2 separate regions of the Homo sapiens genome follow, and region 1 is linked to region 2. Evidence: read pairs that join two places in POLR2A ChIA-PET (ENCODE). Cell type or tissue: PC-3. All regions are shown on one strand. Region 1 has its middle 34 kb from the start of CD70. Region 2 overlaps VAV1 (vav guanine nucleotide exchange factor 1).

The links. ChIA-PET counts read pairs that join two places held together with the same protein. Peaks named below come from ENCODE experiments on the same cell type or tissue, not always from the same donor. Only the 100,000 strongest peaks of a DNase experiment are listed, where the experiment ranks them.
Region 1: POLR2A ChIA-PET joins it to region 2 with 14 read pairs; 2 of 35 experiments call an interaction of 5 or more read pairs at or near these places.

What each region holds. Positions count from the first base shown.
Region 1 is chr19:6,623,473-6,625,972 of GRCh38, reverse strand. No RefSeq gene overlaps it. Among named protein-coding and RNA genes, the nearest start is that of CD70, 34 kb to the right of the region's middle. In PC-3, no CTCF peak of the experiment used is centred here; no DNase peak of the experiment used is centred here.
Region 2 is chr19:6,827,113-6,829,612 of GRCh38, reverse strand. VAV1 (vav guanine nucleotide exchange factor 1) reads right to left here. Exons shown (of 27, transcript NM_005428.4): 10 at 1,442-1,537; 11 at 1,126-1,194; 12 at 905-991; 13 at 713-798. Among named protein-coding and RNA genes, the nearest start is that of VAV1, 56 kb to the right of the region's middle. In PC-3, no CTCF peak of the experiment used is centred here; DNase peaks (open chromatin) are centred at 532 and 1,162; H3K4me3 peaks cover 772 bases; H3K27ac peaks cover 919 bases.

The sequences.
Region 1 (2,500 bases), 200 kb after region 2:
ATACAGTGGTTTGAAGTGCTGCAAGCAGTAACTCCTAGACACCAAATCACAGCGTTTCAATGTGTGGCATGTTAGAATGACAGGCCTTTTGGTAGTATAAATACCCTATTAACTAATCCTTGTGCTGTTAAGTTTCACAACTTTGACTCCTGGGTCTGAAAAAGGCACTGACCCCTGCTAAGTCTTGAACATCAAAACCAGTGGAAGTCTTGTCTTCAGATCCAGGGAAAAATGACAATCAAAATGAACTGTTTTCATGAGACACAGGGCTAGAAATTAAAACTATTCAGCCAGGTGCGGTGGCTCACACCCGTAATCCCAGCACTTTGGGAGGCTGAGGTGGGTGGATCACGAGGGCAAGAGATCGAGACCATCCTGGCCAACATGGTTAAATCTCGTCTCTACTAAAAATACAAAAATTAGCCAGGAGTGGTGGCGGGTGCCTGTAGTCCCAGCTATTCAGGAGGCTGAGGTAGGAGAATCGCTTGAACTGGGGAGGCAGAGGTTGCAATGAGCCAATATTGTGCCACTGCATTCTAGCCTGGCAACAGAGCGAGACTCTGTCTCAAAAAAAAAAAAAGAAAAAAAACCAAAACTATTCAATCCCTCTAGGCCCAGGAACTATCACGGATGAGGTGGGTGTGTGAGATTATAAGGGCCAATTTTGAGGGATAAAATTAGTTCAGAGTTTTTCTTATAAATTAAACGTTAATATCAAAAGCACACTGATGCAAGGTGAGGGTCTGAGCCCATGTGTCAGGAGTAAGGGTTTTTGTGGAGCATTGATCTGTTCTTTTTAATAGAAAATCATGAAAGCTTATAAAAAGTTTATCAAAATCTTACCCTATGGTCAAACCAATGAAAATTAGATAGATTTATTGATAAAGTTTTATTAAAATTATCTTTAACATTAATAAATACACCATATAAAGGTAAAATTTGGGTTTTCTCTTTTGAACAAAATTTGTATAATATTAATAAGAGAGAAAATAGTTTTGTTTAAGTAAACTGGAGGGAAAAAATGGATTGGAGAGGGACAGATTTGTTTGGTCTCATGCTGTCTTATTGTTTGAGAAACTGTATCTCCTATTAAAAGGTAAATATTTTTGTTTTATCATTTTGGCTAAATAAATGACTTGTGTTTTCCTTTTTTTCTTTTTTTTTTTTTTTGGGACAGAATTTCATTCTTGTCGCCCAGGCTGGAGTGCAGTGGCCCAATCTCAGCTCACTGCAACCTCTGCCTCCAGGTTCAAGCAGTTCTCCTGCCTCAGCCTCTCAAGTAGCTGGGATTAACAGGCACGTGCCACCACACCTGGCTAATTTTTGTATTTTTAGTAGAGACGCGGTTTTACAATGTTGGCCAGGCTGGTCTTGAACACCTGACCTCAGATGATCTGCCTGCCTTGGCCTCCCAAAGTGCTGGGATTACAGGTGTGAGCCACTGCACCCGGCCATAAATGACTATTTTATTGTGACCTGTGATCATGTTTTGTGATATCAAGTGTTTTAAAATTTTTGTAATTGGCAAAATTTCTAGGAGCACAATTTAAAGGTCTAAATTCAGTCTTTTTGACCTCAAACTAACTTTTTTGGATATTAGGTTCCCTCAAGTCCAAGAGAGATATCTTAGGTTAATTTGTTATTTTAGAATCATGCAGGAAACATTGTCAGATCCAAGGTGGTGTTTAGCTTCCTTCGGGTTATATTTTATTTTTGAGATGGAGTCTCACTCTGTCGCCCAGACTGGAGTACAGTGGCTCAATCTTGGCTCACTGCAACCTCTGCCTCCCAGGTTCAAGCAATTCTTCTGCCTCACCCTCCCAAGTAGCTGAGATTACAGGCACGTGCCACCATGCCCGGCTAATTTTTGTATTTTTAGTAGAGACAGGGTTTCACCATACTGGCCAGGCTGGTCTCAAACTCCTGACCTCGTGATCCGCCTGCCTCGGCCTCCCAGAGTGCTGGGATTACAGGCGTGAGCCACCACGCCTGGCCCTTAGGGTTATATTTATATAGATGAGTTGTTAATATATGTTCTAGGATTGTATGAGATTCCTAAAATTCTGATATGTCAATGTGTTTCTTGGCATAATTTGAGTAAGAACCTATTTTCTTTTATAATGGAACAGTGTGAGGTTCCAGCAAGGCCAATTTAGAAGGATCTATGTGGACAATGATTTTTGCTGCACTTTTTGGGGGTAATCAGGCCAAGTATATGGGACCAAAGCTTTTTTATTTTTTATTTTTTAGACAGAGTCTCACTCTGTCACCCAGACTGGCTCACTGCAACCTCCATCTCCTGGGTCTCCAACTCCTGGCCTCAAGTGATCCACCTGCCTTGGCCTCCCAAACTGCTGGGATTACAGGCAGAAGCCACCATGCCCAGCCATGGACTGAAGCTTATTTTGCAGGTAGGTTCATCCTGCTTTGACTTGTCTTTGGTGGGGGCAGTGGTGGCTGGACAGAGAATGATTGTGTTTCAGAAGGTGGCCACATGGTC
Region 2 (2,500 bases):
TGCCTGTCAGTCTTCGCTCCACCCATACCCCTCGCTGGCCCTGTCCTGCCTGTCCATCAAGGCTCCACCGCCTTCTCTGGATGGGTCTACCACCTGTCTGTCTAGAAATCTTGCCTCACCCCCACTCAGGTCCCTCCCCAAATTCATCTTAATTCCACCTACAAGTCTACATAAGAACCTGGCCCCACCCCTACCCAGGCTCCACCCCAGATCTGTGTTGGCTCCACCCACCTGTCCATCTAGGAGCCTGGCCACGCCCCTATCCAGGCTCTTCCCCAGACCTATGTTGACTCCACCCAACTGCCTATCTAGAAACCTGGCCCCATCCCTACCCAGGCTCCACCACAGATATGGTTTGCTCCACTCACCTACCCATCTAGGAGCCTGGCCCCCACCTTGCCCAGGCTCCACCCAGATCTGTGTTGACTCCACCCACCTGCTCATCTAGGAGCCTGGCACCATCCCTGCCCAGGCTCCTCCCAGATCTGTGTTGACTCCACCCATCTGCCTATCTAGAAGCCTGGCTCTGCCCCTGCCCAGGCTCTGCTCCAGATCTATGTCGACTCCACCCACCTGTCCATCTAGAAGCCCGGCCCCGCCCCTGCCCAGGCTCCACCCAGATCTGTGTTGACTCCACCCACCTGCCCATCTAGGAGCCTGGTCCCACCCCTTTGCCCAGGCTCCATCCCAGATCCATGTTGACTCCACCCACCTGTCCATCTTGGAGCGCCGTTCCACCGAGGTGATCTTGAGTTCCCCGTCGATCTTGGGCCGGCCATAGTGAGCCAGAGACTGGTCCTATGCAGTAGGCAGGGGGTCTAGCAAGGGTCTCCCAAGAAAGGAGCCAGACACACACTCTCCCCACGTGGCCACACCCCTGGCCCACCCGGCTCCACCGCCTCACCAGGTTCTCAATGGACAGCTGGAAATTGGTGATCTGTCGCAGTGTCTCGTTGTCTCGCTTGACCTCGTTCACGCACTGAGCCAGGTCCTGGGGAGGGGGCAGGGGTGAACCTGGCCCCCCAACAGCCGACCCAGGCTCCTACCTAATCCCGGCTAGAGGATCAGCCCCTACCAGGAGGGTGTCTGCAGCAGGTGAGTCACCAGCACCCTACACCCACTCACCCTCATGGCATCCAGGGCCAGCCGCAGGTTCTCCTTCTCCATCGCCTCCTGCGTGTGTTTCACCAGCTCCTGAGAGAACCAAGACGTCAGACGTCACCTGGGCCCCTCCCCTTCTCCCTGCGGGGAGGGCCTTCCAAACAATGCTAGCTCACCAGCTCCTCCATCGTACTGCTGACCCTGGAGGCTGAGACATGACCCCAGTGACCCATCCCCGAGCGTCCTAGAGACCCAACCCCCAGAAGCCAGCCCCGTCCCCACTTTTATAGACACAGGAGAGTAGGTACGTGGAGCCCACGCCTAGAGATGTGCCTGGCACCTGGAGAAGGAGGTGATATTTGAGAACTCGCTGCATAGGCACCATCAGCAGGTCCCGCAGGGTGAACCTCCCGTTGTTGGCTCTCTGAGAACATTCCTGGGGAATCAGAGAACAATGGGGAAACTGAGGCAGGTCCCAGAAACAGCCAGTTGCAGGGTGGGTGCAGATAGATTTGAATAAATACGTGAGCAGCTCTCCACCCCAGAGCTGTGGGAATTTTTCTAGAGGCCAAAGCATCATATCTGCCCCCAAGGAAACAGGAAAAGGACTCCATGAGGTGGGGGCAGCTTGAGAACCACTGGAAGGAACTTTGGGAGGCCGAGGCGGGAGGATCACTTGAGGTCAGGAGTTCAAGACCAGCCTGGCCAACACGGGGAAACCCCGTCTCTGCTATGAAAAAAAAAAAAATAGCTGGCGTGGTGGCAGACTCCTGCAATCCCAGCTACTCAGGAGACTGAGGCAGGAGAATTGCTTGAACCCGGGAGGCAGAGATGGCATTGAGCTGAGATCACACCACTTCACTCCAACCTGGGTGACAGAGGGAGACTCCATCTCAAAAAACAAAGACAAACAAACAAACAAAAAAGCAATGGGAAGAGGCTGGGCACGATTGCTCAGGCCTGTAATCCTAGCTCTTTGAGAGGCTGAGTGGGTGAGTCGCTTGAGCCCAGGAGTTTGAGACCACCCTGGATAACATGGTGAAACCCCATCTCTGCAAAAAACACAAAAATTAGCCAGGAATGGTGGCATGCATCTGTAGTCCCAGCTACTCAGGAGGCCAAGGTAGGAGTTGGGAGGATTGCTTGAGTCCAGGAGGTCGAGGCTGTGGTGAGCTATGATCATGCCACTACACTCCAGCTTGGGGGACAGAATGAGACCCTGTCTCAAAAAAACAAAACAAAACAAAACAAACAAACAAACAAACCCACTGGAATGTGGCAAATGCTGCCTGGGATAGAGGTCCAGTATTCTGCCTGCTGAGGGGGGCTGGAGATGGGGAGGGGGACAGATCTGGAGAGCCCCCGTCCTCACCACCCCTGCCCTGTCTGTGTTTCCACC